Regions from separate parts of the Mus musculus genome. Here regions 1, 2 and 3 are each linked to region 4. The links are chromatin loops, found by intact Hi-C in ENCODE. Cell type or tissue: gastrocnemius. All regions are shown on one strand. Region 1 overlaps Raf1 (v-raf-leukemia viral oncogene 1). Region 2 holds the start of Mkrn2 (makorin, ring finger protein, 2). Region 3 holds the start of Tsen2 (tRNA splicing endonuclease subunit 2). Region 4 has its middle 5.2 kb from the start of Gm24008.

Region 1 (8,000 bases), 96 kb after region 4:
TACTTTATTGAGTCACTCAGGGATCAATCAAGATAAACTCTTGCAAATTAAATATTTGGGGGTGGGAACCTAGTAAAATATATTACAGGGAAATGAATGCCAGTGCTCCCTGGCACCTTCGTATCCTATACGTTGCCATTCGGCTACAGCTCAGTAAACTGGCACCTCAAAGACAGAAAGTGTAGCTGCAGTGACAGTGCCATCTTTAAAGGAAGCAGGAACAGATGGGGCTAGGATGAGCCTCTCTTTGAAAGCATGGCTTATGAATGATCTCCACTTGTTTCAGAGGCCTCGTGGGCAGAGAGACTCGAGTTATTACTGGGAAATAGAAGCCAGTGAGGTGATGCTGTCTACTCGGATCGGGTCAGGTTCCTTTGGCACTGTGTACAAGGGCAAGTGGCATGGTGAGTTTGGGGCCTGGTTCCAGCTGCAGGGCCCTGGTGGTTAGGTTCCAGCAGAGAAGGTTTCTTGGTTTATGGTGGCCTTCTGGATGGGTTCTTGATCATACCTGGCAATCAAATCAATTTTGAAATTTCACAGCATTTTAACCTTACGTTATTTTAATTGGTATAATAAAATCCCCGTGGTGCTTAGAAACCAGTAAACAAGTATTAGCCCTGGAGTGAAATATTAGTGGTGCTCATGGAACATGCTTCTTCATGAGCAGATGTCTGCTGCTTTGGGTGAAGTGTACTCTTGACACCAACAGCTGGAAGGGACCTTATAACAGGTACAAGGAGGAGCTGTCTGCTCCTGATCATCTTAGTGCAGGAAAACTGGACACTTCCTGACCAGTGTCTCTCTTTGGGCCCCAGATTTAATTGTAGCTATCTCTTCCTGTGCCAGGGGGAATACTTGATCTCTCAGAAGGAAGATTTGAGCTTAAACTCTGTAGTTGTAGCTTGAATCATTTGGCAACATACTTAACCATTTCCATACCAGGTTTTTAACACCTGGATTTAGGATGTTAGCAGTAAAAGTAGGGGTTTCTTGTATGTGCTTATAAAGTTTCTTGATGTTGCACCCCCCAGTTCAGACATGGTGCTGATAACCTTTATAGATAATGGGGCAGAGATGGAGACAAGTTCTGAGCATAAAGTGTGCAGACATCCAAATTCCTCTGGAAACAACAGCATCTACTTCTCTCGGTGCACATCATTATATGGGTTTTTGCTTTGCCTGAGTCGTCGTATGAACAGTTGATTTCTTAACAGCATAGATCAGAGAGTTGGTTAGTGACTCTTAGAGTGACTGAGAACTGTTAAGTAATGCCCTGCTGGCCTGTCTCTTGGTCTGCAGAGGAATGCTGTCACTGCAGTGGGCCGTGAACAGAGCCTGTTCTTGAAGGGTTGCTTAGTATCACCTCCAGCCTCCCTCCTGCTATCATAGCCCGCCTGTAAGTTTTGCCTTTGCAGGCACCTGGCGACCAACCATTTTCCTGGCCTCACCACTTAAGTTGACCTGACCCCCTCACCCATCTCTCACCTCGACCCCAAGCCCTCCCAGTTTGTTTGCCATTGTAACTCCAAGCCTGCCCTCACCTGGGCTATTGCACCAAATTCTTCTCTAGCTCTTCTGTTCTACGAGTGCTCAGTTACATGTCCACAAGACTCCTTACTTTTGTTTCTGATGCAGTCTAGACTATCCTTTCTAATATTCCTCCTAGTGCTTACAGTCCACTACCTCCATACACTCCTCACTTCTCAGTAGTCTTTGAGCCCAGCTACTATCTTGTCTCAGACTTCACAGCCGTGCAGCAATCTTCCTTCCTTGGCCAGTGCAGCCCCTGGGGCACACATGGTTTCTGGCCACTGTGCTGGACTGGTGGCTTCAGCACTGCTTCTCTTTCACTCAGATGAGCTGCATTCTCTCCAGCAGCCTGTGCCTTCCTTCGGTGCTGGGACATGTCAGCTGTCAGGTCAGGTACAGATGATAATCTGGAGCTCACAGGGGTCAAGACAGGGACCTCCTGGGAACCCTGCCTTTACCATTGTTCACAACTGACTCAGACTTTGATCATTGCTGCCATGGGTAACCGACTGGTTTTTTTAGACAAGGTGTTGGTATGTAGCCTAGGCTGGCCCCCGCCTCTGTTTCTAGCCAGCCTTATGAAAATTTAAAGTCCTTGCAGGGAAGTGGTGGCATACTTGGGAGGCAGAGATGAGTTCTCTGAGAGTTCAAGGTCAGCCTGGTTTAGGGTTCTAGGACTACAGGATGAAACATTGTCTCAACGCCTTTCCCTAACCTTGTCCCCAAACTGGGATCTTTACAAGGTTCCAAGTTTATTATTGTTAATACTTCTATATAAAACATATTTGAATGAGACTTCTAACTATCTCTGAAAGCAAGCTGACTCCTGGGTGTTTCTGAGGATATAGAGAGGTTGCTTGGATTGCTGCCACTACTAAAAGACAGGATTGTGGGTCTACTTACCTCCCTGTTCTAGTTCTCTATTTAGAAGATAGGACCTCTATTTCTACTTCCTCTCTGCAGAATAAGTTCAGTAGTTGTACGTACACGCTGCAACGCAGCAAGGTTTCAGTATCCCTATTGCTCCCACTGGTAAAGAACCCCTTTCAACTTGAGAAGGGCCTGCCTCCTCATCACTTTGTATTTGGTGGGCTACCCATGGCCTCGGCACTACTTTTATCTTCACAGGGTAAAGCTGTAGAGCTAGCTCATATGACCTACCTTGACGCTCAAGTGGATATGCGCTTGTTGAAGGCCTCCATGGGTATGAGTAGCATTGAAGCGTCTCACCCACTTGATGTATATTAGTTGGCATATTTGTTCTACCTGCATATATGTTCTTTGAAAAGTGACTCCCTATCTTCCTTAGAATTAGGGTTTTTTGAAAAGCTGGGAGGTGGCTTAGTTGGTAAAAAGAGCTTTCCATCCAAACATGAGGATCTGAATTCAAGCCCCAGCAGTTACATAAACATTCAGCTGTGGTTGTACTGACTTGCATTCTCAGTACTGGGGAGGTAGAAAGGGGCTCACTGGTTAACCCTAGTCAATGAGTCCTGGGTCCCAGTGAGAACCTGCCTCAAACAAAACAAAAGAAAACAAGGTAAGATGCACATAGATCCTAAGGTATTTGAGAAACAAAGACTATATAACAAGTATGACTACAAATTAATTTGCAGGAGATGTTGCAGTAAAGATCCTAAAGGTGGTTGACCCAACTCCAGAGCAACTTCAGGCCTTCAGGAACGAGGTGGCTGTTTTGCGGTGAGCCTAGTCCCTGGACAGCAGGGTTAGCTAGGGCCAGGCTGTGCAGGTCAGCACCTGCTGTGGGTTTTAAGGTTTTAAGGGACGGTCCTCCTCCAGTGTATATATGTGCTGGAAGCCAGAAGAGCCCTTTTCATGGACACACCCCTTCTCTGTACAGCTCTATGGGGTTTGGTTTGTGGTAGTGAGATTGTTTTGAACCTTTATTTCTTTTTATAGCTAATAGCATCTTTTATAGCTAATCTGCTTTGCTCTGGAGCTCAAACCCTCAGTGTAGTCACGGAATCACTCTTAGATTAGTAGGGATGAGCTGGACAGACTGTGCAAAGTGCATTCTCTGTAAGCAAGGCTAGCTAGCGTGGAGGTGGACAAAGGATGGTCTCACAGCTGTGCTCCCCTCCTCCCCTTAGCAAAACACGGCATGTTAACATCCTGCTGTTCATGGGGTACATGACAAAGGACAACCTGGCGATTGTGACTCAGTGGTGTGAAGGCAGCAGTCTCTACAAACACCTGCATGTCCAGGAGACCAAATTCCAGATGTTCCAGCTAATTGACATTGCCCGACAGACAGCTCAGGGAATGGAGTAAGTACACGGTTTGGTGAGTCCTTGTGGCTTGAACCCTTGAGCTGCTTTTGTGGGACTGGATCGAGTGGCTCTTTGACAGCAGATATTCATGGATGGGAAGTCCGGAGTTCCCGTTTCTCATCAGCCTGACCGTCCACTCAGCCATGGCCTACAGGGAGATACCCTTTCCTCACCGGCACTTTTCTCAATTACAATTCAAAAAATTTTTTTAAAATTATGTATATTTATGTGGATCTTTGTGTAGGTATGAGTGCCAGTATTCAGGAGTCCCCCTGGGGCTGGAATCAGTTGTAAGCTGCCTGACACCCAAACTGTCTCTTTTGATTATCCATTTTCTTTCAAAGGTCATCTCTAGGGTCTCTGCTCCCATGGTGTGGAGTGACCAGGTGACCACCAGGCAGTGCTCTTTAGCTTTGTTTCCCAAGTGCCCTTATGGTGAGGGTGCAGAGCTCCTTAGTGCTTACAGCCAGGTGACTGTAGTTGGTGTGTTACAAAATAAGTGCTTCGTTCTGTCTTAAAGTCATGCAGAAGCCAGATAGGTGGTGCATATCTTTAATCCCAGCATTCAAGAGGCAAGTTGCATCTCTGAGTTTAAGGCCAGTATAGTCTATAGAGCAAGTTCTAGGACAGGCAGGACTAAATAGAAACCTTGTCTCGAAAAACTAAAGAACAAAAAAATTCATACAGAACTCTAAATCATAAGCAGCACAGGTACAATTCAAATACCATACAAATTATTTTGGAAGTGTATGGCTTGGGGGCTTTTCTGTATCCTATTACTACATTCTGTGTTCTTACCGCCCAGAAAAAAATCCAGCTCACAGCCATCCCCGGCCTCTGACAATCTGCCTTCCCACTTCTGGGTTTGTCTTGGATAGGCAGAATGTGAGGTGAAATGCCTGGCTTGGTTTGCAGAGCAAATCCAAGTTTCAATATGCAGAGCACAGTGCTACCCACCAGTTAGCTGAAGGGCAGTGAGGTGGTTAACTGAGTGATTTTTCTCCTTCACAGCTATTTGCATGCAAAGAACATCATCCACAGAGACATGAAATCCAACAGTATCCTTTGGTATTGAGTTCTCAGCTTAAGGACCCAAAAGGGCCTTTTTGCACACATGGTTCATGGTGCCAGAATGGGGAGAAGGGGACTTTTAAAGGAAAATAGAAATATAGTTGAGAAGCCAAACATGGTGATCATGAGAGTTCCTTAAGGTTTTATTATTATTTTTTTTAACCAACAGTGATCTGGAAATAATTCCTTCTGAGGCGATACACACTTGAAATAGACTTGAACTCAGCCTGGTTAGATTATCCAGAATATAGCTTGAGAAGGTTATTGCATCTATTTCTATTGAGCCTATGGAAGGTGTAAGCCTGCATACAGATGGGAAAGTATCTGATGCATGTATCTAATACCAACAAGTCATAAGTGATTGCTGCCTCCTGCTCACTTTTCAGACCAGCATAATGTCAGCCATATAGTAGACCAATGTGATATTTTGTAGAAGAGACATGAACAAGATCCCTTCAAACTAAGTTATGACACAAGGCTGGAGAGTTAAAGGTTTACTGTTGATCTTTCTAATCAAAAGCAATTGCTTCTGGTGGTCCTTATGGACAGATACCAAAGAAAAAGGCATTTGCTAGGTCAGTAGCTACACATCGTATATCAGGAAGTATGCTAATTGCTCAAGTAAGGACACCACATCTGGTATAGCCTGTCACTTTTTACAGTCCATCTGTCTTCTGTACTGGCCATGAATCACCACCCCTGCATCTTTCAAGTCTTTGATGGTAGCACTGATTGCTGCAATTCTGCCAGGGATGTGACACTTTTGGTTCCCATCCCTGGCAGAGACCCTGCTAAAGGCTTCCATTTAGCTTTTCCCAGGGGAAACAGTTTGAAGGCCCACTGTAACTATTGTGAGTCAGACTTCAACCAAAATTCCACTAATCACCTGACCTCCTATTTTTAACTCAAAGGACACAATATTTCTTAAGGTCTCCTGGAATTAGCATCTTAGAACCAGTATCCCAGAATTCCAGAAATTTCAAAATGGCTACTTTCTGTTAAATGTACAGAAGTCAGCCTAGAGGCCACTGTTAGAAATAGCATCTCCTTACCAACTGCACCTTTCATGCTGTAAGATGGCACATGGCAGGGTGGTTAAACTCAGCTGTTCTGCATGGCCAATGAGCTATGCTTATTCGGTGGCCATGACCTCCTTTCTTGAGGTCATTCTTTTTCGGCAGCTAAGCACTGGGCCAAGATTTAAGGCTTGAATTCCAATAAATCAGCAGGTCACAAATCAGACCAAAATTGCCTGTTACCTAGCAGTAAGCTGACAGAAGTCACAATGTAGACCAGTTGGGTGGTAAACCTGAGTACCAAATGTAGGCAGAGGGGATAAGCAGTGTGGGGCCCTGTAATTGAGTGTGCGCATGCCATCGTTCCCTGTCTCCTGAAAGATTTAGTAGTGAAGTGAAGGAGGCCAGAAGCACTGTTATAAACAGTATAAACTGTCAGTCTCCTTAACAAGCATCGAGATATATTTCTCCATGAAGGCCTCACGGTGAAAATTGGAGATTTTGGTTTGGCAACAGTGAAGTCACGCTGGAGTGGTTCTCAGCAGGTTGAACAGCCCACTGGCTCTGTGCTGTGGATGGTGAGGAAGCTGGCCCCACACAACATGATGGAATTACTGGGCCAGAGTAGGGTGCAAAATTTGACAGCATTTCTGCACAGCCATGGGGGTCTGGTTGATCTGTGGTGTCAGTTAGCTTAAGGCAAAACCGCATATCCTGGCAAAGCAACAGAGGCCAGCGCCTGTGGGGTTTTGTGGGAGGAGCTACCCTGGGCTAAGGACTTGAACTTCCTTCCTGACTAGTTAAAATAGCCTGGTTCCTCAATGTCTCTGGAGGTCATTCCCTAGGGATTAACACACTTCATCCTTACAGGCCCCAGAAGTAATCCGGATGCAGGATGACAACCCGTTCAGCTTCCAGTCCGACGTGTACTCGTACGGCATCGTGCTGTACGAGCTGATGGCTGGGGAGCTTCCCTACGCCCACATCAACAACCGAGACCAGGTGATCTGCATGGCCGGGCGACACAGTGAGGGGCTACTTAGTCCTGGGACTCTCCTTCACAGACTCCTTTGTTCAACTGTTTCTTCTTTAGATCATCTTCATGGTAGGCCGTGGGTATGCATCCCCTGATCTCAGCAGGCTCTACAAGAACTGCCCCAAGGCAATGAAGAGGTTGGTGGCTGACTGTGTGAAGAAAGTCAAAGAAGAGAGACCTTTGTTTCCCCAGGTTAGAGAGCTCAGTTGAAATATAACATTCTAAGGATGTAAATGTGGGCCAGGATTGGGTCGGTGGAGAGAGGACCTCCACAAGCTCTTGGTATGGTTGGGGAGATACCAAGTTTCCAACTAATGAGACCACGTGGGGCCTTGTTTCAGATCCTGTCTTCCATCGAGCTGCTTCAGCACTCTCTGCCGAAAATCAACAGGAGCGCCTCTGAGCCTTCCCTGCATCGGGCAGCTCACACTGAGGACATCAATGCTTGCACGCTGACTACATCCCCAAGGCTACCAGTCTTCTAGCTGATGATGTAGCTGTTCTTAGGCCACCAGGGGACGAAGAAGAGTCAGCAGGCACCACTTTCTGTTTCCTTGGGGGCAGAATGCATGTTTTTGGAAAAGCTGCTGCTGCTAAGGACCTAGACTACTCACAGGGCCTTAACTTCATATTGCCTTCTTTTCTACCCCTCCTGCCCTGGAAATGGAAGCTGTCCACCAAGAAAGCCTGCTCAGCTCCAGAGGTATACAAGTCAGCTGAGTATTTGTAGGGCAAGTGGCCTTGGAGAAGGTAGGGCACTCCGGCTGCTGCAGGGACATGCAATTGGGAACTTGGCTCCTTGAGCCTATATGGACAGTGGTGCAGTGCCAGTTTTGCACATGGAGTCCTGGCCACCTGGGGGAGCCTGCTTTGGTACTACAGAACTTTGTGGACAAACTGTGTCTAAGGTGTCCTGTGTGGATGGCTTTCCAAGCGCGGTGCTCCACCTTTGGCAGCCTCCCACGTGCTGAATCTGTCTTCCAGGAGCTGCCCCTATGGGGTGGGCCGCGGCCCAACCCTATCTGTAGCCACATCCTTGTCTGTAAGAAAGCCAGG
Region 2 (8,000 bases), 120 kb after region 4:
AACCTGACAATACCAAGGTCGTTTCACTGTGGAAGATGTTCATAGAGTTGACAGATCTCAAGGTTGTGATGGATGCTACTGACTGCAGATCACTGAGGAGACAAATCTCCTGTCACAACTGTGAGGGAGAGGTGGGAAGACCCATCCTGAGTGTGGAGGTGTCGATCCTTAGGCTGGGGCCCAAGACTGAATAAAAAGGGAAGGGTGACCTCGGCACCAGCACTCTTTGCTGTCTGAGTGTATGAGGTCAGCTACAACAAGCTCCTGCCACCATGCCTTCCCCTCTGTCATGGGCTGTACCTGCAAACTGAGAGTCAAAATACAGCCTTCCTTCGTTACATGCTTCATCCAGGTATAGCACTATACAGCACTACACATTCTATGACTTGACAAGGCAGCAGAAAGAAGACCACAAACACTAGTCAACCCATCTAGCCCCAGCATTCCAACTCTTACCTGCACCACATCTTGGGTTCTCTTATTTGTGAGACAGAGCTAAAACTATCTCCGGGTACAAAGGGGGAGAATCAAAATGGCCGGGCTTAAGCATTACATGAAGGTTTTGTAGACACGTGTCTTAGGAAAGCCTTTAAGTGGTAGAACTAAAAAGCATCTAGGAGTCGGGCAGTGGTGGTGCACGCCTTTAATCCCAGCACTCGGGAGGCAGAGGCAGGCGGATTTCTGAGTTCGAGGCCAGCCTGGTCTACAGAGTGAGTTCCAGGACAGCCAGGGCTATACAGAGAAACCCTGTCTCAAAAACAAAAACAAAAAACAAAACAAAAAAACAAAACCATCTAGGTGTGGTGGCAATTAATTCTTGCATGGGAAGGAGAGGTAGGCAGATCTGAGTTCAAGGCCAGCCTGATACATATAGAGAGTTTCAGGATATACACAGAGAGACTCTGTCTCAAACAACAAAACTGTAAACAAGCAGAGTTTTAGAGGTTATTTTCTAAGTAGCTTGAGTCTGCTTTAAAGGCCACTGTGGTAGGAACACGTCCTCCTGCAGACGGAAGGGAGTAAGTACCCATTCACTCATCCTCAACAGAGACGTTCTAGTAGCGATGACCTGCAAGCACTGTTACAGGACTGCCGAAAAGTTCCCATTGCTGTGATAAATCACCAGGACCTAAAGCGACTTTGGGAGGAGAGCTTAGACTTGTAGGTATCTTCTACTTAAGTGTCTTACTCCATCACTATGGGAGGCCAGTGCAGGACTCCAGGCAGGAGCTAATGCAGAAGCAAGGAGAGTGCTGTTGACTGGCTTGACCCTCTTGGCTTGCTCAGCCTTTCTTACTGCACCCAGGACCACTAGCCCAGAGGTGGCACCACCCACAGTGAGCTGGGTCCTCCCACATCAGTTATCAACCAAGAGGTTCCCTCTTCCCAAATGATGATGTCTCATGTCAACTTTGTCAAGTTAACACAAAACTAGCATATGCATACACACAGACACACACAGACATACACAAACTGCAGTTTTCTGATTACTACTTAACATAAACCACCTGGGACCTTGGTACATGGTTCAACCCTTAATATCTTAAGTCGAACAGAACTCTTCATAAAGGTATTAGTTCTAGGAGTCTGCACTAATGAGAAATAACAAGGTCATTAAATGCTTACCACATATCCAAACTACATCTCAATTTCTTAATTTACTGAAACCAACTAAAGTCTGTATAAGCCGAGGCTCCTTTAATCCAAAAAGCTTGGGCTCAGGAGAGTCTTTAATTTTTTTTGTACTTTACAGTATTTTCATGTACATAAGGTCTTGGGGATAGTACAAGAGTCTAAACACAGAATTCATCATTTCACATATGCTTATACACATACCCTGAAAAAGTTCTCTGTGTAGCCTTTGCTGTCCTGGACTCCCTCTATAGACCAGGCTGGCTTCAACTAACTGAGATCCACCTGCCTCTGCCTCCCAGTGCTGGGATTAAAGGCGTGCGCCACCACCGCCCGCCTTCTATTTAGGTATCTTAAGAGTATTGGATTTTGGAGCCTTTTGAAATTTGGGTTTCCACAGTCGGGATTCTCACAAGCCTTACTTCCCAAGCTGCACCTCCTGAGCATGCAAACTCACAGGACTAGACCCCAATGACAGCCACAAGCTCGTCACCAAGTTAGTACGTTGCTACTCAACCCAACTATTTTTGTTTCAAAATAGTAGTCACGGAATAGTTTTCTGCTTTCCACTTCGTCTAACAAGCCGCCTTTCTGTTCCTAAATGGGTGTCGCTTTACCTCTGGTGGCCTCGGTTTCCTGCATCTCGAAATGGGACTCTTCGGAGGCTCAGTGGTGATGCTGGATAAGAAATGCGACCTGCCCGTGTTTCCCCGCAATCGCCCTCGCTCACTCTCTGCAAGTCGCGGTTGCAGCAGCTCTTGCCGCTCTAGCCTCTATGCGGCCTTCCTGCGCGTTATCCGCGCTGTCCGCCCCCCGCCACCGCCCGCCTCGGCCCCTCGCCTCCCTCCCTGGCTGCCCCGCAGCGCCCAAGGCCCAGAGGGGCCGCGCACTCACCTGCAGGTGACCTGCTTGGTGCTCATGGCGGCGGGGCCACGGGCTGGAGTCGCACTGAAACCTCAGAGCCGCCAGCGCCGTGGCCCAGCCCGGCCCCGCCCCGCCCTTCCCCGCCCCGCCCCGCCCCCCGCGGAGTCGCGTCACTCCTGCGCGCGCCACCCTCGTTCGTGCGCTACTTCTAAGGTGCCGCCCGGAAACCTAACCACCATCACAATGGGTTCCGCCAGGGCCTGGAGCCGGAAGGTCCCTACTCCTTAGTAGTCCGGATCCCAACTTTCTGAGGCTAAGGGTCTGAGCATGTCTAGTATACTGAATTTACCAATCATCTGCGAGGCCCTTACTTCTAGGGTTCGGCCCCCATCTCTCAAGGCAGTCTTTTAAGATGATGATGATGATGATTGATGATGTTAATGATGATAAAAGTAATTTTACTATTTATCTTTATTTTATGATATGAGTGTTTTTGCCTGCATGTGTGGCTGTACACCAAGTGGAATGCAGTGCTGGTGCAAGCCAGAAGAGGGAGTTAGATCACCTGAAACTGGAGTTGCAGACGATTGTGAGTTACCATGTCGGTGCTGGGAACTGAACCCTGGTCCCCAACTAAACAGCCAGTGCTCCTAACCACTGAGCCATCCTCTAGTAAGAATTTTTATTTATTTATTTATTTTTGGATAATTTCATACATGTGTACAATGTATTTGATTATATCCACACCAAATATCCTCTCCCCGTACTGATCTTTTTGTGTACATACATACATACATACATACATGCATACATACATACATACGTACATAACTCAAGGCAGGAATCTGGAGGCAGACACTGAAGCAGTATGTACATATATATAATTTGGATTTTTGCAAACTACAGTTGTGTTATCAGCTTTGAAAAAGTGTCTCCTGGTTTATTGTGTTGAGTTGGCATTGTATAGAAATGAACAGCAGGGGGCTGGAGAGATGGCTCAACGGTTAAGAGCACTGACTGCTCTTCTGAAGATCCTGAGTTCAAATCCCAGCAACCACATGGTGGCTCACAACCAGCCGAAATGAGATCATGAGATCTGGTGCCCTCTTCTGGTGTGTCTGAAAACAGCAACAGTGTACTTACATATAATAAATAAATTTAAAAAAGAAGAAGAAGAAAAAATGAACAGCATAGTACTCTGGAAACATTATGGGTATTCTTTTCATTTTATAGAGGTGGTACACTGTAAAAACAGGTAAGGACTTCTGAATGCTCAGCTCTAAATAGAACATGTGTGCCAATACCCTGACCTTGCTAGCAAGGCTCTGAGAATATCATGGAAGGGGGAGAAAGAATGTAAAAGCTGGAGGGTTGGGAGAGTGCCATGGAATGCTGTCTCCCGACATGACATAGCTTTAGACTTAGGAACACTCAGTAGCTGTGGCTACCTACAAAAGATCTGCAGAAGACTGTGCCCACGGCCAATTGTGGTAGTGCATGCCTGTGATGGTTTGTATGTGCTTGCCCAGAGAATGGCACTATTTGAAGGTGTGGCCCTGTTAGAGTAGGTGTGTTAGTGTGAGTGTGGGCATTAAGATCCTCATCCTAGCTGCCTGGAAGTGAGTCTCCCACTAGCAGCCTTAAGACAAAGATGCAGAGCCGGGCGTGGTGGCTCACGCCTTTAATCCCAGCACTCAGGAGGCAGAGGCAGGTGGATTTCTGAGTTCGAGGCTAGCCTGGTCTACAAAGTGAGTTCCAGGACAGCCAGGGCTATACAGAGAAACCCTGTCTCAAAAAAAAAAAAAAAAAAAAAGACAAAGATGTAGAACTCTCAGCTCTACCTGCACCATGCCTGCCTGGATGCTGCCATGTTCCTGCCTTGATGATAATGGACTGAACTTCTGAACCTGTAAGCCAGCCCCAATTAAATGTTGTCCTTTATAAAACTTGTATTGGTCATGGTGTCTATTCACAGCAGTAAAACCCTGTGCTAGGCCTGACCATGCTTTTGTTTGGAAGAATATAGATTTGGGGACTTTGGATTTGGAAAGCAGTGGAATGCTTTAAAAAGGGATTAGTGGGTTATCCTAGCAGGAATACGGAAGACTTTGTTACTGAGAGTGATTTGAATTGTGCTGACCTGGCCCAAGAGGTTTCAGGGGAGAATTTCAGTTTGTGGGCTAGAGACTGTTTTTGTGGTATTTTTGGTGAAGAATATGCTCTTGTCTGAAGAGTCTGCCTGAGGCTAAAGTGAAGAGACACAGATTGATTGCATTGACAAAGGAAGCCTCAGAAAAGCCCATCATAGACTTTGTTTTCTGGTTAAGCCTCATGAAGAGCATTTTAAACAAGTGCAGCCAGCTGATAATGGAAAAATATAAAAATATATGGTTTGAGTATTAAAGGGGCACCAGGAAGTGAAATGGAGCTGAAGGATATTAAATTGAATTTAGGGGGTGGTGACTTTGTGGCAAGATCCCACCCAGCTAAATTTAGATCCAGTAGCAGAAGCCTTTAATCCCAGGAGGCAAAGACAAGCAGATCTCTGAGTTCAAGGCCAGCCTAGAACAGAGCAAGTTCTAGGTAGAGAAAAACCTTTTTTTTTTCTTTTTAGGGGGAGTTTTTCGAGACAGGGTTTCTCTGTGTAGCCCTGGCTGTCCTGGAACTCACTCTGTAGACCAGGCTGGCCTTGAACTTGGAAATCCACTTGCCTCTGCCTCCCAAGTGCTGGGATTAAAGGCGTGTGCCACCACCGCCCGGCAGGTGAAGAAAAACTTAAATCCAGGTTTGGTGGCCCACACCTTTAATCCCAGTGTTTAGGAGACAAGCATGCAGATCTCTGAGTTCAAAGTCAGTCTACAGAGCAAGTTCCAGGATAGCCAAGGTTAGGTAGTGAAGGAGTTAGAAAACAGAAAGCTAGTTAGTGATAATGTAATAGAACATGGGGCCATGTTCCAGCCCCAGCAAGCAGCAGAACTTGGCAGCTTTGGCCACATGGCTCTGGCTTTAGAGTCCAGAATTAAAGGGACTACTGGGAAAATTGATGCTGGTTATCTGGAGCTAAGAAATTAGTGGTGATTTAGAAGAGGCCAGCATCACTGAGGTGAAATCTTCTGGGAAGTGTCTTCTGAGAGCACAAAGAAGCTGTGTTCCAGAGATAGCCAAGGTTGTACCTCATGCTGCAGCTGGACTTGGTAATGTGTAAGAGTCACCCAGGGGGTACTGGTTTTGAAGGCATGAAGGGGTCATGAAGAGCAGCTGATGCTTGACACTGTGAGAGGCCATGGAAGGCCATTGGTGAAAGTGCCAATTGGAGCCCTTTGGAGGAGCAAAGAAGATCATGTGTGGATCCCAGGCATTGAAACAGAAGCTGTAACATTGACGTGTTGCCTCAAGATATTTGATATGCCAGAGCTGTGGTCGATCTGCTGAGGAAAGCTGCTAAAAAGCAGTGGAACCAGACTAGGAGAAAGTTTGTTACTGTCAACAAAGATGAAAAAGGTGTTGGAGATACAAAGACTGCTTTGACACCAGCCATGGAGATGCAGTTTGGAGTTTGCCCAGTTGGTTTCCAGTCTTGCTTTGAAGATGACAGTTAAGTGATTGGATGAATCTCAGAAGAGACTCTGAACTTTGGACTTTTAACATTATTGAGACTGCTATAGACTGTGGGGACCTTTGAAGTGGGATTAAATGTATTTGAATTATGCTATGTTTAGGTATGGTCCTCCATAGGCTCATATGTTTGAACAAGCCAGTGGGGGCCAGGGAGTGGAATGTGATGGTTTGTATATGCTTGGCCCAGAGAGTGGCACTATTAGAAGGTGTGGTCCTGTTGAGGTGTGTCACGGTGGGTGTGTGCTTTAAGACCCTCATCCTGGCTGCTTGGAAGCCAGTATTCTGCTAGCAGCCTTCAGGTGAAGATGTAGAATTCTCAGGTCCTCCTGCACCATGCCTACCTGGATGCTGCCATGCTTCCACCTTGATGATAATGGACTGAACCTCTGAACCTGTAAGCCAACTCCAACTAAATGTTGTCCTTTATAAGAGTTGTCTTGGTCATGGTGTCTGTTTATACCAGTAAAACCGCAACTAAGACAATGCCTTTAGTATTAATCCTTTAAATCAGGAGGCAGAGGTAGTCAGGTCTCTATGAGTTTGAGGGCAGCCTGGTCTACATAGTGAATACAGATCTGCCACTACACAGTGAGACTCTATCTGAAGGAGAAAAAGAAAAATACTAGGTTCATCAGCATCCTGTCATGGGTGGGGGAGAGACTCATAGACACTCACCTCTCCACAGGCAGCAATCAGAAGTTAGTGGTTCCTGGAGAGAGCCACTAGCAACTTGCCCATGCTCAAGTAAATGACTCCTATTCATGCTGTTGCAAACAGACTTAGTGAAACTCAGTGGGCAATTAAAAAAAAAAAAACATACATCCCAAAGTAACTGGGGGTCTGGCTGTGAGGAAAAAGAAGGGATTCAATGAGAAGGGGATGGGGTGAGAAGAAAATTGGAGAGAATATGGGGATAGAGAGTGAGAGAACAATCTTGTTCATAGGGCCAGGGTATAGCTCAGTAAAGTGCTTTCCTTCCGTGCACATCCCAGGTGAAACGCCAGCACTGCAGAAACCATGCATGATGGTTGTCTTAGCTACTTTTCTACTGGTATGATAAAAACCATGTATGCTTATAAGTCAGTTGGGAAGGAAAGGGGTTATTTTAGCTTACAGTTCTATGCAACCTTTCATCGCCGAGGGAAGTCAGGCCAGGAACTCAGGGCAGGAACCTTGAGGCAGGAAGTGCAGCCACAACCATGGAGGACTGCCTTGAACCAGCTTGCTCCTATAGCTTGCTCAGCCCATTTTCTCATAGCACTCAGGATCACTAGCCGGGGTGGCTCCACCCATAGTGAGCTGGATCCTCCCATATCGATTATCAATCAAGAAAATGCACTACAGGTTGCCAGTCTGGTGGAGGCACTTTCTCAATGTAGGTTCCCTCTTCCTAAGTAACTCTGGCTTGTGTCAAGTTGACACAAAAAGTACCCAGTATAGTAGTGCATACCTGGAATCTCAGCATTCTAGAGTTGGAGGCAGGGTTTAAGTTCATTTTGGGCTAACCTGGGCTATTTGAGACCTTGCCTAAAAAAAATAAAGTTGGGCAGGAGTAGGATTAAAGAGAAGTGTAGTTGATTTAAGAAGCCAGTCTGGTCCACAGAGCTCTAGGACAGCCAGCGATACACGGGGGTGGGGGAGCTTACTACTTTTTCAAGAGGATCCAGGTTCAGTTCCCAGCCCCTACAGCAGGCAGCACAGAACAACCTGTAACTCTAGGGAAGTCAATGACCTCTGACCTCTTCAGGGACCTGCATTAGGGTGCTGCACATGAACTCATGTTGGTGCACATAGCGCATATATAAAATAATTGTTTACAAAGCTGGTGCATTAAATAAAGTTTATTAAGACACATTATTTCAATCCACTTTTTATGGGGTTTGATG
Region 3 (8,000 bases), 170 kb after region 4:
GTCATTTGAGGTAGGAAGACCCACTCTAAATCTGGGCCATTCCTTTTGATGGCAGCCCACATAAAAAGGACCCAGAAGAAGGAAGCTTTCGCTTTTTGCCTGCTTGCCCTCACTTTCCAGTTCATCTACCCCGCTGCTGTGGCATTCCTTCACTGGCGTTAGAGCCTACTTCCTCAGGGTTCCAAGGTTGCTAAAGACCAGCTAAGACATCCAGTATTGTGGACTGAAGGACTATTGGATTCTTGGACTTCCTATAAGGAGACGGACAGCCACTGTTGGACTACTGGACCACAGCCTGTAAGCCACTCTAATAAATCATATAAATATATATATATGAACAAACCCCTTCATCTATAAATATATAACAATATATGTATATATAAATATATGTATATTTCACACACATACAAACTCTTAACACAGTTCATCTGGGAGATCTAACTCAGGTCATAAGGATTGGTGATAAGCACTTTTATCCACCAAGTTGCCCACCACCAGGCCCATGTTAATAAATCGGTTTAACAATGCCATGGTTATTGTAAATTCTACCTCTGAACCAACGAGCTCCTTTTGACAGCAGCACAGGCAGGGAGAAGTTCCTACACACAGCATCCTACCAGGCAAAGTGTAACAAAAAGCTTGATTAATAGTTTTCCTGTCTTTGAGGGGCAAAGGATTGGAATCAAGGCCCTATATGTGTAAAGGCTTCTAACCATTCCAGAAGGAAGGTGCAACGCATTTCCAAGAACTAGAAAAGATCCTTTTGCCTGATCTGCTGGCAGATGGGAGACTCTGAGTTCAAGGCCAGCCTGGGCTAAGTAGTGAGACAGTCAAAAAAAAAAAAAAAAAAAGTCAAGCTAAACAGAACAAGTAGCTGTTTTGATGCAAATTCTTGTAGCTGCTCTGCTCTTCATTGTCAGTGTTGCCTCTCTTTCAGAACTTACCATGTCCCCAGGACTCGTAAGCACCAAATGAGAGCGACACGGCTTACCTTTCCATCTGGCAGCCAGCGTGGGGTTGGCGATTGTGAAGTTTGGACGGCTTCTGGAAAGAATCCCCTTTCCAAAGTAACCCTTTCAAGAAGAGACACGGGCGCTGCTCAGTGGTTAGGCTCCAGCTGCAGTGGGGTACACTACTCAACAGCCTCACGTCTCCCCGATTTCCTAGTGATCACACCCCCACCTCTGCAGTGCGTATAGTGTGTGTAGGTGTTCATGTGCGAGTGTGAACATGTGGGTGTGCAGGTGCACGTGTGCACATGTGGGTGTGCAGGTGCAGTGTGCACATTTGGGTGTGCAGGTGCACGTGTGCACATGTGGGTGTGCAGGTGCACGTGTGCACATGTGGGTGTGCAGGTGCACGTGTGTACATGTGGGTGTGCAGGTGCACGTGTGTACATGTGGGTGTGCAGGTGCACGTGTGAACATGTGGGTGTGCAGGTGCAGTATGCACATGTGGGTGTGCAGGTGCACGTGTGCACATCTGCATGCCATCAGTGTTGACTATTTCCCATAGGGCTGGGGTCTGAACTTAGGACCTTGTGTACTCTGCCCACGGATCCATCTCTGCAGCCCTCCAGCTTTCAGCACCAGCTCGTCTTTCTCATGACAAATTACCCTGGCCTGTGTCTGGCATCCCTGAAGGCATTAGGACAGGCAGGGGCAGCTTTTTCTCACATGTGGCCCAGGAACACAGTGTACCTGGGAGTGAGAGCTATACCCACTGCAGACATAGGTATTCTTGGATTCTTCTGTACTCTGGAGAGGAAGTGTCCCTCTCTCTCCTGCTGTTTTCCCCGAAATACATAATCTTCCTGGTTTTGATTATAAATAAACAGAAAAAAAATCAAATAGTAATAAGATGAATAAAACTTATTCAGTATGTGTAAAGCCTCATTTTACCTTAGTCACAAACAAAGGCCTCAGCAGGGAACTGTAGGCACATAGGACCCAATGAGGCCTTAATGCACCAGGTCCCCAGGGACCCCGAGGCTGAGGCCCCTGACATTACTGTAAACTCTCTAGAGAAGGTAGAAGCGAGGCAGAATGCCTGTCATAGTCCTGAGCTGGGAGCAGGAGCAGGATTCACTGTCATAGGTGGGGATGGCAGTGGGGATGGCAGGTACAGTTCAGAGGTGGAACACATGATCCTCAGTGCAAACCCCAGCACCAAACCAAACTAGCAAACCCTAACACTGGATTCTGATGACAGAACACTGCTCCATTAATTTATAATGTCACTGAATTAAAGGTATGCTTATAAGGAGTGAACATCATGGCTATAAACTACATCTCAATCAGTTTAGGTAAAAAAAAAATCAATTACTTTTTAAGACCAGTCATATTTAATTTATGTGTATGGGTGTTTGCCTGCATGTATGTCTATCTGTATACCATATATGCCTGGTGCCTTCAGAGGCCAGAAGAGGGTATTGAATCATCTGGAACTAGAATTACAGATAACTGTGAGCTGCCATATTGGGGCTGGGATCAGATCTGGAAAAGCAGTCACTGCTCTTAACTGCTGAGTCATCTCTCTATCAGGCTGGCTTTTAAAGTGTCCTAGCAATAAAAACGAGATGGAGAGTGGGTCTCATCTGTTGTCCTGTCTAACAAATGCCAGCAAGGAGAGAGAGAGAGCAGAGATGTTGGGGAACTTTCCACAGGCCCTGGCTCATGGGTCCCATGCCACTGTGTAGTGACCTCTGGGAAGGGACAGGAGTCAGTAGGGATGACTGTCAAGTCTTTACTCATTATCTTTCTGTAAATTACTTCTCTGTCTTTACTATACAGCGCTTCACCCTGTGTTTTTGGTTTGTGGTTGGGCATGTCTAGCTCTCAGGCTTACAGTTGAAGTTTCAGAGCTGCTGCTTATAGTTGGTTCTGGGAGGAACCTGGAAGAGGAGGTGGCTGCTTGGGGTGTCCCCAGGAAGGAACCAGAACGGCCTGGGCTTACCTTCCCATACAGCTGCTCCATGTCCTCTGTGCCCCTCACCACCACATTGTTGCTAATCATTTCAGCCTGGAATATTCGGAATTCCTTCCTGGGACCTTGGTCCTGACCAAAGGGGATGGGCAGTGGTGACTCGTAACTCTCATAGACTCTTCTTTTCCTCTTAGGAGCACGGAAGACTGCCTCTGCCATTCTTCAAGGATAACAGGTCTCTAGAGAACAAAGGAGAGGAACCAGTCAGTAAAAACGGACCATCAGAGCCAGCACAATCAGAACCAGGTTGACCTGGTCTCTGGGGGAAACAATGAACTAGAAGACACCATGTAATAAGGACATCAGTCACGGGGGTATCTCAGATGCTAAGACCTCTAAGAAGCCAGTGCCATCACCTTAACTGAAGCTGGTAACACCAAGGCCTTAAGAATTCCTGTCTTTGAGCCAGGCGTGGTGGTGCACACCTTTAATCCCTGCACTCAGGAGGCAGAGGCAGATGGATTTCTGAGTTCGAGGTCAGCCTGGTCTACAAAGTGAGCTCCAGGACAGCCAGGGCTACACAGAGAAACCCTGTCTCGGGGGGGGGGGGGGTGTGGGGCAGGGAGAAGGAAATCCACGAATCATAGCAGAGTCACTGTCATTTAGGGGCCAGTTATGTCCTACGAAACGCCAGTGGGTGTGTGCAGGGACTGAAGCCAGGCTGTCCGTGCTGTATTCTACCCTGTGTGCTGGCTACCGCAGTGTACACACCACCATCAGGAAGCTGCTGCATCTTAGCTGGAAAACCTTTGGTAAAAGTCCCACCGACACTGGGCTTTAGCTCATCTATAAAGGGGTAGAAACCCAGCTCCTCACAGCCATGGTTCACAGAGGACAGGGCCTGGCAGAGTGGCATCACCCAGACTCTGATGATGCTGGTTATGAAGTGAGCGCCAGCAATGCCATTTTACAGTCAAGGCAACACTCAGGTCAGTGAGGCCCGTAAGGGCCCTGTGAATGACATCACTGGATTAACATCAGGGCTGTGGGAACCAGAGCCCAGGCCCTCTCTGTGGCTCCTGCTCAGACACAGGTTTGCATCTGTTTACTGTGGTCTAGGTCTGAGTGAGATGCCACACAGCTACCAACCAGGTAGAGACTTACCTAGAAGGATCCAAGGAAGCTGATGTGAAGACCTCTTTATTCTGGGTCTTACTTATTCTGACCCAAGGAGACAAAACCAGTGTGGAATACACACAAAAGTGAGTTGGATGTGACACGGAGCTGGGGCCGGCTACCAGCACCGAGCATTGCTGAGTCACAGCCCATGCAAGTGTGTACATTCCAACTGACAGACGCTTCACCAGGCCGGTGGGGGATTTGAACCTGCAGCTGTCTAGGGTCAGGTCTACACATGACTTAAACTGGGAGCTTACTGAGGAGGTGGGTGTCATGACCATTAAAGAGGAAACGATGTGGCAGGAGCACTGCCTGCTCTTTTAGAGGATTCAGGTTCCACCCTCCGCATCCACAGGGTAGTTCATGCCCATCAGTAACTCCAGTCCCAAGGATCCAATGCCCTCTTTTGGCCTCTGTGGGTACTGCATGCATGATAAGCACAGACAAGACACACAGGCAGGCAAACACCTGCAAAATGACAGTCGTGGTGGCGGTGGTCATAACAGAAACATCAAGCCCTGGCCAAGGTGTTCACGAAACTTCTCATGAAGCCAGGAATGTCAATAAAGACAGAAGGAAAGATGGACCAAGGAAGTTAGAACAATGGACAAGTGCGTGTCAAAGATAACCACGCACGGGGATGGAGAGAGGCTTGGTAGGTACTCATCCAGAAGAAAGACCCAGGTTCAATTCCCAGCATGCACATGGTGGCTTATGCCCACCTGCAACTCTAGCTGCAGGGGATCAGAAAGCCTCTTCTGGCTCCCTGGGGAACAAAGTACTCGAACGTTACATGTCATAAAGCAGATACATACAGCCAGGTACATATGTATAGGGTAGACCAGACCAGGACGGTGGTCTGGAGGACTGGATATAAAGGCTTTTAGTTGCTTCTTTTCCTAGTGCTGGGAATTGAACTCAGGGCCTGGATCATTCAAAGAAAACTCTCTATCAAAGGAGCCACAGTCCCAGCCCAGCCACATTCTTTTTTTTGTTTGTTTGCTTTTTTGTTTTTTCGAGACAGGGTTTTTCTGTGTAGCCCTGGCTGTCCTGGAACTCACTCTGTAGACCAGGCTGGCCTCAAACTCAGAAATCCGCCTGCCTCTGCCTCCCAAGTGCTGGGATTAAAGGCGTGCACCACTATCGCCCGGCTGCCCAGCCACATTCTTATTCCCATTGTACAAGTGAGAAGAATGGCTTGCAGCGTGTGTGTGTGTGTGTGTGTGTGTGTGTGTGTGTGTGTGTGAATGTATCTGCAAAGACTGTTAAGGAGAAACCTGCTCATGCCTGTCACCAGAGCACCACAAAGCATATTTCTGTCCATCAAAAGCAAGGCCTGTCCTTCATTCTTCTCTTAATCTGCTAGCCTAATATTCATTTAAAAATTTCGGTTTTGCTGACACGTGGCCTTGTTATGCAGCTTTGGCTAGCTTTAAACTATGATCTTTCTGCCCCAGCCTCCCATGTACTACAGCTAAAAGCACGAACCATGACACCCAATGGTCAGCCCAACCCCGCTCTATATGCTTCTACCGTCAATCCAAGCACAAAGCATACAGTAAAAGGTGGGTCCATATCACTTTCCAACACTCTTGGATCAGGGGTCAAAGAAGCCTCTCTTATGGCAAACTTACTCATGGTCTCTTAGCATGTATTTTATTTATTTATTTATTTATTTATTTATTTATTTATTTATTATTTTGAGATGAGGCCACACGTAGCCCAGGCTGGCTCCAAACGTGATATGTAGCTGAGGAAACTTAAAACCAGCTTGATGCTCTCGCTTCCATCTCTGGAAGTTGGGATTACAGGCGGGCAGCAGCTTGGTTGGATGCGGTGCTAGGAGTAGACAACAGGCTGCCAACCGAGTCCCATCCTCAGCCCCTCGTGGGCTCCTCATCATTTGCAAACACACTTTCATCTGTGTCCCCCACTGCACAGCTCCTGGGCCGAGGTGCAGGGCTGAGGGCCAAGGCAGACCAGCTTGGGGCTGGGGCAGATGGCATCTGTCAGCGAGAGCGAAGCGCTCCGCAGCCCTCGGGACGCTGTGCCCATGCGCGCTTGAGTGACAGCCACAGCTCCCACCCCGCTCCCGCCTGAAGTCGCTCGCACGCTGGACACAGAACGCGAGAAACAGGACTACTCAGTCTTACCTTTCGCCGCCACGCGCGCCCACCGTTACCCGGCAACCGGGGGGCGGCGCTGCAGCCGTCAAGCAGTGCGGCCGCAAAACCAGTTGCACGCAGCCGCAAAAGGGACTGGCTGTGTCCTAGCACAGCACGCCTGCGCACTGTACCGCTGACGATACATTCCGCCCCATCCCCCGGCTAAGTCTAATGAGGAAGGCTAAGGGGTAATATATCCCGCCTTAATTCTCACAGCAACCCCCAAGGTTTGTTTGTTTGTTTGTTTGTTTTCCTTTTGAGATTACATAGGTCTCACTGTATAGCCTTGGTTTGCCTGGAACTCACTTTGTAGCCCAGATTGGCCTTGAACTCATGGAGGGACACCTGCCTTTGCATTGCCAGTGCTCACTGCCTGTAAGTTCTAACACAAGGTCCATTTTTTAGAGATGAGATATGAAGCAACCTGCCCCAAAAGGCTGCCCTTGACCTCAGTGTGATATGAGATTTTTTTCAGCAGTGAACCCTGAATGCTACCAGGGAAGATGTGCCCACTGGAGCAATAATGGTGCGAAGGTTACAGAGGCAAACCCACATTACTGATTGACTCTGAGGCTGTTCGACGGAGGGAACTCATGCCTGGTATTGTAAACCTGATCTAAAGTCTCAGGAAGTCAAAGGCCCTGAGGAGAAACTGACTAGTATCTTGTTAAATGAAGAGGCCCAGCTACTTCCAATTTTTTTGGTTATACCCACAGCTTAGTGTTACCTTCGCCCCTGGCCAGAGAAGCTCCTCTCTGCAGAGGGCTGTGGTGACTACACAGGCTCAGTACTGGTCAAAATGCTGGCAAGTGACTGCTGAGAGCTCAGCTTTAAATGGGGTATCTATATTAACCCTTGCCTGCCCGAGGCTGAGGAAACATGGAAAAGGAGGGTGATGCAGAAAGGAGGCAAGAGCCAGAGGATGGGAGAGTGCTGTCTTCTGAACATGACAGAGCCCAAGGCATTCACGGACTCACAGCAGACTTGGGTACCTACATAAGGCGTGGTCAAGATCAAGCCTGAAAGATCAGTTAACCTTCTAGCCGGCAGTACTGACTGTATTTGATGGATGACCAAAAAGATAAAGGGCAAAGGGAATGAAGATAGGAAGGGATGAAGGGATGTGTGGGCAAGTAGAGGGATGGGAGGGGAGAGCTGGGGGTGGCTGTAGTCAAGATACACTGTATGAAACTGTTTAAGAATACACAAAAGATAACAACAAAATGTAAAACAAAGAATGCAGACAGGCAGGTAAAGTTTCTGTCAGGTGTGGTGGTGAGTGCCTTTAATCCTAGCATTTGGTAAGAAGCAGCCAGATCTCTATGAATCGAAGACCAGTCTGGTCTACATAGCAAGTTCCAGATCAGCCTAGACTATATAGTGAAATCCGCCTCCCCTTCCTCCCTCCTTCCTTCCCTTCCTCCCTTTCTTCCTCCCCACCCTCCCCTTCCCTAGGTTGGGGTGTGAATTAGTTGTAGAGCAATTGCCTATCATGCAGAGGTCCTGGGGTCCATAAAAACAAAACAAAACAAAACATAAAAATGTTTCTCACATTTCCAACTTTTGCTATCTTGTTTCTTTCATATTCTTCATATCTCAACCTCCTTATTGGACTATTTGAAGATAATTCCTACCCACACATGGTGGTATGTATTTATAGTCACAGTTACTATGGTAGCTGAGAAGCTAGCATCTTTTGAGGCTGGGAGTTCAAGGCTGGGCAGTATACTA
Region 4 (8,000 bases):
GACAGGTTGCTCAGATACCGCCCTGGCCCAGATCCAGGGCTTTGAATTGGCCCACCCCAACATCTACCCCGTTGATGAACTGATGGGGTGCATGAAGGAGCTGATCCTACAGATCCAACACTACAGCTCTCCATGACACAGGGCAACAACAGGATGTCCGAGAGGAGCCCCAGTGAGGATCCAGTATTGCTGGAGTAGCAGAAGCAAGCCAGAGGCCTCATACCAGACCAATGAATCACTGCAATGAACATTTGTTATCAGGGTAGACAGAAGGGTTTACTGTGGGACACATTGTGACACACTTCAACTTCCACAACGAGGAGACTTTTCTTTTTCTCTGTTGGTGGGGAAGTTGCGAGACTGGAAAGCAGGTATGAGGGGAGGGGAAGGCGAGTAGATTAGGGTGCATGATGTGAAATTCACAAAGAACCAATAAAAAGTTAAAGAAGGGAAGAGAGAAAGAGAGAAAAAGAAAGAGAGAAAGAAGGATCTTGTTTTTAAAGACAGGGTCTCTCTGATATGTAGCCCGGCTGTTCTGGAACTCAATAAAGACCATGCTGCTCTTGAACTCAAGAGATCCACCTGCCTCTGCCTTCTGAGTGTTCCAATTAAAGATGTACACCACCACCACACCTAGCATCTGACTGGTCTTATGCCTTGTTTGGTTCAAGACAGGGCTTCTCTGTATAGTCCTTACCATCCTGAAACTCTTTCTGTAGACCAGGCTGGCCTCAAACTCAGAGATTAGCCTGCCTCTGTCGCTTGGGTTCTGAGATTAAAAGTGTGCGACACCACCACCCGGCTAGTATTAAGTTAATTTAACATAAGCTAGAGTTATCTGAAAGGAGGGAACCTCAGTTGAGAAAATGCCTCCATAAGATCCAGCTGTAGGACATTTTCTTAATTAGAGGTTCCAGCCCACTGTGGGTGGTGCTATTCCTGAAGTGGCCATTCTGGGTCCTATAAGAAAGCAGACTGAGTAAACCATGAGGAGCAACCCAGTAAGCAGCACTCATCCATGGCTTCTGCAACAGCTCCTGCCTCCAGGTTCCTGCCCAGTTTGAGTTCCTGTCATGACTTACTTCAATGATGAGCAGTGATATGGAAGTGTAAGCTGAATAAGCCATTTCCAGGGAGGTGTTTTTGATCAAGGTGTTCTGTCATACAGTTAGAAACCCTAAGACACACAGCAAATAAAAAATTTTAAACTAAATAAAGCTGTCATGGCAGTGTGGGCCTGTGATTTCTGGGAAGTCAGGGGCAGGCAGATCTTTGTGAGTTCTAGGGCTATATCAAGAGACCCTGTCAGAGACAAACTGAAAATGTAGAAAGCAAGAAAGGAGGATGCCCTGCCTCTAGCCTGTACATACAGCACACACAGACACCTCCACAGAAGCACACATGTGTAAACCAAACCAACCAAACACCAAAGAAACAAAAACCCCACGAAGAAGAACAACAAAAATTAATAAGCACCTTTTGTTTTGTTTTGTTTTGTTTTGTTTTGTTGAGACAGGGTTTCTCTGTGTAGCCCTGGATGTCCTGGAACTCACTCTGTAGACCAGGCTGGTCTCGAATTCAGAAATCTGCCTGCCTCTGCCTCCCAAGTGCTAGGGTTAAAGGTGTGCGCCACCACCGCCCAGCATAAGCACCTTTTTTGAGACTAGGTCTCACCATGAGCACCAGGCTGGCCTCTAACTCACAGAGATCTGCTTGTCTCTGCCTCCAGAGTATGGGAGTACCACACTTGACAAATTAATTTTTATGAACTTAAACAATGTTCCTTGATTCATTTTTTTTGTTTCTGCTTGTTCATTTGTTTTTGTGCGTAAGTTTTCCTTTTCTTTTCAGAGCCGATGACTGAATCCGGGTCCTTGTACCTGCTAGGCAATTGCTCTGTCACTGAGCTAAACTTCCACCTCTTGATAGACATTTCAGTTCAGATGAAAGTCAGACAACTGACAAATGTGTGAAGGCATGCTGTGGGGGTTTGAATAGGCTTGGCCCCTATAGACTCATGTATTTGAATGCTCGGTCATAGTGAGTGGCACTATCAGGAGGTGTGGCCTTGTTGGAGGAAGTATGTCACTGTGGGGGTGGGGGTTTTGAGGTTATATATGCTCAAGCTCAGCCCAGTGTGGAAGACAGTCTTTTTGCTGCCTTCAGATCAAGATGCAGAACTCTCCAGCTCCTCCAGCACCAGGTCTGCCTGAACCCTGCCATGCTTCCCACCATGATGATAATGGACTAAACCTCTGAAACTGTAAGCCAGCTCCAATTGCCTTGGTCATGGTGTCTCTTCACAACAATAAAACTCGAAGACACATACTTAATATACTGTATTATATGGAATCATTAAAATGACCATGGGCTACACACCCTCAAGAGAGGTGACAATTACTATCTGGTGATACAAAATGTTGCTGAGTGGAGCAGTGGGAATGAACAGTGTGCTGGGCAGGATCAGCCAGGCATTTGTTCAGCCACTCTGGAAAACTCTCTGGCATTATCTAGTACAGCCAGCCAGAGATACACTGTCTAGGTATACCTAGATACACTGTCACATCGATACCCAAGAGAGAAGCACAGCCTCATGCAACAGAGCATAAGGGAAGACAGAAGACTCGAAGCAGCGCTGTGCAAGACAGCCCCAATCTGAAAGTAGTCCAAATGTCCCTGAGCAGAATGAAATTATTGTATAGTCATGTACTGAAATATTATACAGCAGTGCCAGCGAGATGACTTAGCAGGTAAGAGAGCTTAGCACCCAGGCCTAGCAAAACTGAATTCCATCCCCAGGAACCACACGGTGGGAGGAGAGAAACAATTCCGTGGCATAGCCCTCTGACCTCCATGTCTACGCTGTGGCGTGGACAGCTGAATCCCCACATCATACATTCACATACTAATTATTAATTTTAAAAGAAAATGAGAAAGCACATTTTCATGTAATAGCATTGATGAACCTCACAAACATAGTGTGATAGATCATTTTAATTTTTTAAAATTATGTGTGTGTCTGTGTGGAAGTATGTATACATGAGTGCCCGGTACCTTCAGAAGTCAGAAGAGGGTGTCAGATCCCCTGGGACTGGAGTTCCTGGCAGTAGTGAGCAAACCACCCAGTGGGTGCTGAGGATTGAACTCTGGGCCTCTGCAAGATCCGTAATCACTCTCAATGGCCGAGCCTTCTCTCCAGTGCCCATAAACATTAGATTGAATGAAATGTGTGACTTTATTTACACAAACTTCCCATTTTTAAATATGTATTCTGATAATTAAGCACAAAGCAAAAAGAATGCAGGCACAGCCCTGCAGATCCGGGAGATGTATGATTTCCTGGGCAGTCAATGTCTGATTGAATAAGGGAGTGGCAAAGTCCTCTGTCTTTGTTTTTTGTTTGTTTGTTTAGTTTAGTTTTTCTAGACAGGGTTTCTCTGTAACAAAGCCCTGGCTGTCCTGGACTCGATTTATAGACTAGGCTGCTGCCCTTGAACTGACAGAGACCCACCTGTCTCTGCCTCTGCCTCTGCCTCTGCCTCTGCCTCTGCCTCTGCCTCCTCTGCCTCTGCCTCTGCCTCTGCCTCTGCCTCTGCCTCTGCCTCTGCCTCTGCCTCTGCCTCTGCCTCTGCCTCTGCCTCTGCCTCTGCCTCTGCCTCTGCCTCTGCCTCTGCCTCTGCCTCCCAAGGGCCACCAAGCCCCTCTCATTTCTTTAGTTTTTAAGATACAGAATCTACAGGTAGCACAGGTTGTCCTCAGACTCAAATCCTCTTGTCTCTGAAAACTGAGTGCTGGGATTAAAGGCATGCCAGACTTCTGGATACTTTTCTACGTATTCCATGATAAAAATTAAGTAGAGAGATGAGTTAGTGATTAAGTGTGCATGTTGCTCTTCCAGGGAACCCGGGTTCTGTTCCCCACACCTACATTGAGCTGCTCACAGTGACCTGCAACTCCAGTTCCAGGAAGATCCAACATGTGTGGTCTCTGAGGCCGCCTGCATCCACATGTACACGCGCGCCCATGTGTGTGTGTGTGACAGAGAGGGAAAGTCAGAGAAGGAAAGAAACAGAGGGAGAAAAGGGAGAGAGAGAGAGAGAGAGAGAGAGAGAGAGAGAGAGAGAGAGAGAGAGAGAGAGAGAGGAGGGAAGTGGAGGGAAGTGGAGGGAGTAAGTTTGAAACCATGAACTTTGCTCTTCTGGACACAAGAGGGGGTGCTAACCGGTGACCAGCTAAGGAAACCAGGTTTCCTAGCAACAGAGAAAAACATTGAGCAGGAAGTTTCTAAGATTCAGTCGATGGATTTCAGCTCTGCACCTGCTTGGGGCAAGGCTCGCTCCTGGCACCTGGAGCCTTCTGTTGAGTCTTGAGCGTCCTTGACCTTTTGTGGGAAAGTGGAGTACTCCTGAACACGAGGTCAGATCGGCAGGGCTGGGGTGCTGAGCCCTGGATCGCCTTTCTTCCCTGATCTTTTCCGTAGGACTCCAAACCCCCTGGTGTTTCCCTCAAATGAAGAGGCAATTAAGGCATGGGAAGGAGGGAGTTTGCCTGGAGCATGCTGAGACTTCAGGTTGTAAAAACAGAAAGATTTGGGTTGCAATGACCATTCTTAGGTTTGTTATTTTAACAGATAAGTATTGGGTAAATAAGTATTAGGCAAATCCTGTGGAATAGTAATAACACAGGAAGAATCCACTGTGAAGCGGCTGGGCTGGGGCTCCGTGGTAGAATGTGCGGGGCGTTGCTGCCCGGATCTTGGCTGGCCCTGTGGCACTAGCAGGAGGTGCTGAGACCTTTAAGAGGCGGGGCTTACCTGAATAGCTGTGAGATCATTGGGTGCACGTCCTCAAAGGGACTGGTTGGACCAGTCTTTGTGTGTGATAGACTTACTGGGGAGACACAACACACACACACACACACACACACACACACATCTGTTCTCTCAGAAAGGGAACCAGTCTTTGTGTGTGATAGACTTCCTGGGGAGACAAACACACACACACACACACACACACACACACACACACACACACACACACACACATCTGTTCTCTCAGAAAGGGAACCAACCCCATGACAGAACCAAGAAACATCCACACCAAGGTCCAACTTGGTTAAACTAGTGAGATTTTATTGGTCTGCTAACAGGAGTGTGGGTGAGGGGTTATTTACAGTACCAGGTGTGGCTCAAAAACAGCTGCATCACCAAAAAGCCCCAAACAGAGTGACGACTCACAAAAGCAGCAACCCTGAAGCGCTCTGTACACCATGCAGGCAGCTGACAGATCCAAGATATCTCCTCTCTGCAGCTGGGCTGCTCAGAGTCTGTTCCAACAGCTGTTTATTCCTTCTGGAAAGCTGGAGAAAGACCTTCCAGATTCTCGCAAGTTTCTGCTTTCCCAGAAGGTGACCTCTTGTTTACCTCCGTGATCTCCCAAGGGCCCCTGACCCTGGAAGGAAAGTTTGGATTCCGTGGACTCTGCCGCCCAGCTCCAGCCCTCTCCTGCCTCTCTTGCACTCACTCGGCAACCGGCCTCCTTTGGCTCCAGCTTCCATGTTTGTCCTCACCACAAACCCAAATGTCTGAAGCCATGAGCCAGAACGAAGCTTTCCTCTTTTTAATTTGGTTCTCTACAGAACTGTCAAAGAAGCAGAAATCTGGCTAACAAATGGAGAAAGAAATTGAGAAATGGATCACAGTTAAACTCCTGCACAGGGTACTCAGCACACACACCGTACAGTTCAGAGCAGCCTGCAACGCCAGCTACAGAGAGCCAAAGCACATTTCTGGCCTCTGAGGGGATCTTTTGGATGCCCACTGTTAGCATTCTGTCTAAGCTCTGCCCCACAGTTACCTGGATTGCCAGGTATGTCTGACACTCTATAAAGGGGGCTGCTTGCCCCCTCCTTTCTCTCTTGCTCTCTCTTGCTCTTGCCTTCCTGCTCCTGCTCAGTCCTCCTCATGGCCAGTCTCTACTCCCCTCCTCTCCTCCTCTCCCCTCCCCTCCCCTCTCTCTCTGCCTTTCTCCACCTCTACTACCCTAACTCCCTTCCCCATATCCTGAATAAACTCTTTTCTATACTATGGTGCTATAGCTGGTCCCTCAGGAGGAAGGGATGCCTCAGCATGGGCCCTGCGATGGCTCCTTCCCCCACACCTCACCACACAGCCATAAAACATATCCCCCCTCTTTATCTTTTAATAAACACATCACCACTACATGCATGTCTCCATTTCCCTACATGCTGATCTACATGTAATTAACAACAAAATAAGTCTGTAAGAGAAAGAGGAAAAAAATAACACCGGAGATGCATGGAGACTAAACAGGATGACATGCAAATGTCTTCCCCAATCCAATGTATAAAAGAAATATTTAAAACCATATTTTAATTTATTTTATATTTTGAGACAGCGTCTTACTTTGTAGCTCTGACTGGCTTGGGACACACTGTATAGACCAGGCTGGCCTTGAATTCACAAAGACCTGCCTGCTCTGTCTCCTGAGTGCTGGGATTAAAGGTATGCCCAACCTATCATCATTTTTATTCTTATTTTAAAAGCTTATTTTTTTAAAGGTATGAAGCTGTTTATTGTCTCTAATAACCAGATAAATTAATGTTAAAACTTTGGGGAGGGAGTAATTTCTCTAGCAAGTGAAGAAAACCACTTTAAATAAGAGCTTGCTGTTAGGGAGGAACTTACAATTGTGTTGGGGCCTCACTCTGAGAAAGCAGTCTGGCTGCCACTAGCAGGAGCCATAGAATGGCTCTCCTAGACAGTGTGGTGATGTGTACCTGTAATCCCAGCACTTGGTAGGTGTAGACAAGACGCAGAAGTTCAAGGCTACCCTTAGCATCAAATCAAGTTTGAAGTCCGTTGGACTTGCAGGCGATCCTATCTCCAGACGTCCTTCTGTGATCCAGCAACTGTGCTTCAGACATAATTGGAAATGTGGCAAAAGGTACACATGACAATATTGATGCCAGTTTTCTTTATGATGTCCCCTGACCTGAAGCAGAGAGGGAGTCAGAGAGAGAGAGAGAGACTGAGAGACAGAGACAGAGAGACAGAGATGTGGGACTCCAGAGTCAACTACCTTGGACCCATGGGGGCTCACAGACTAAACTATCAACCAAACAGCATGCAAGTGCTGAACCAGGACCCATACACATTTGTAGCAGAAATGCACCGAGGTCTTCATGCGGGTCCCCTAACAATCAGAGAGGAGGCTGTCTCTGGCTGTTGCCTACCACTGGATGTCCTTCCTGCTAATGGACTGCCTGGTTGGGTCTCAGTGGCACACCATGTGCTTAGGGCCTACTGGGACAGGATATCCCAGGGTGGGGTGGTACCCAATGGGGGTTTCCCCTTTTCTGAGAAGGAGATGGGCTAGTGGGGGAAGGGATTTGGAAGGGTGGGACTGGGAGGAGGGGTGGGGCTCAAGATCAATATGTAAAGTGAGTAAATAAGAGAATTAAAAAAAGAGAGAGAGAGAGAGAGTCCATACTGATCTTGTGGAACCAGAATTCAGTTCCCAGAAGCCACGTTGGGCCCGCTCATGAGTTCCTCTAACTCCAGCTCAGGGAGTTCCAACAGGGCCTCTGTGGGCACCTGCATACATGTGGCACGCGCAGAGATACATACATAAAAATCCGTCTTTTTACGTTATCCTGGGGCCTGGGGATGTGGTTTGTGGACAAAGCGCTTGCCTAGCATTCATGAAGCTCTGGGTTTAATTCCCAGCACCATGTGGCAGGCAGCTCATGACCCTCCCCACCTCTCTAGCTCCAGGGGATCTGACATTCGCTTCTGACCTCTGTGAGCACCAAGAATTTACGCGGCACAGGTAAAAAATTCATATACATAAAAAATCTTTAAAAAAAATTAAAAATCTGCTCTTGCTCTGTCTCCTTGCCCCCCCCATGCTCATAACTGGCCTCTCTCTCTCTCTCTCTCTCTCTCTCTCTCTCTCTCTCTCTCCTCTCATCTCTCAACC

What was found. Peaks named below come from ENCODE experiments on the same cell type or tissue, not always from the same donor. Only the 100,000 strongest peaks of a DNase experiment are listed, where the experiment ranks them.
Region 1: a loop joins it to region 4, with 2.1 times the contacts of the local background. A loop is called at or near these places in 4 of 42 quality-filtered maps.
Region 2: it touches region 4 in a loop (2.6-fold over the local background); 2 of 42 quality-filtered maps call a loop at or near these places.
Region 3: it touches region 4 in a loop (3-fold over the local background); 3 of 42 quality-filtered maps call a loop at or near these places.

Annotation. Positions count from the first base shown.
Region 1 is chr6:115,618,695-115,626,694 of GRCm38, reverse strand. Raf1 (v-raf-leukemia viral oncogene 1) reads left to right here. Exons shown (of 17, transcript NM_029780.4): 10 at 287-404; 11 at 3,147-3,231; 12 at 3,642-3,818; 13 at 4,833-4,879; 14 at 6,368-6,486; 15 at 6,779-6,910; 16 at 7,002-7,136; 17 at 7,286-8,000. The coding sequence ends at 7,429. It also overlaps a transcript of Mkrn2 not described here. Among named protein-coding and RNA genes, the nearest start is that of Mkrn2, 21 kb to the right of the region's middle. In gastrocnemius, a CTCF peak has its summit at 446; no DNase peak of the experiment used is centred here; H3K27ac peaks cover 2,826 bases.
Region 2 is chr6:115,596,540-115,604,539 of GRCm38, reverse strand. It overlaps Mkrn2 (makorin, ring finger protein, 2), which reads right to left and starts at 2,602. Exons shown (of 8, transcript NM_023290.3): 1 at 2,527-2,602. The coding sequence starts at 2,552. In gastrocnemius, CTCF peaks have their summits at 3,002 (motif pointing right) and 3,581 (motif pointing left); DNase peaks (open chromatin) are centred at 2,674 and 3,046; H3K4me3 peaks cover 1,909 bases; H3K27ac peaks cover 1,499 bases.
Region 3 is chr6:115,542,986-115,550,985 of GRCm38, reverse strand. It overlaps Tsen2 (tRNA splicing endonuclease subunit 2), which reads right to left and starts at 6,295. Exons shown (of 12, transcript NM_199033.2): 1 at 6,258-6,295; 2 at 2,956-3,164; 3 at 992-1,073. The coding sequence starts at 3,144. It overlaps Gm36355 (a long non-coding RNA gene), which reads left to right and starts at 6,339. Exons shown (of 7, transcript XR_869382.3): 1 at 6,339-6,644; 2 at 6,745-6,869. In gastrocnemius, a CTCF peak has its summit at 4,507 (motif pointing left); DNase peaks (open chromatin) are centred at 4,510 and 6,259; H3K4me3 peaks cover 1,560 bases; H3K27ac peaks cover 1,251 bases.
Region 4 is chr6:115,714,677-115,722,676 of GRCm38, reverse strand. No RefSeq gene overlaps it. Among named protein-coding and RNA genes, the nearest start is that of Gm24008, 5.2 kb to the left of the region's middle. In gastrocnemius, a CTCF peak has its summit at 4,202; no DNase peak of the experiment used is centred here; H3K4me3 peaks cover 1,754 bases; H3K27ac peaks cover 2,637 bases.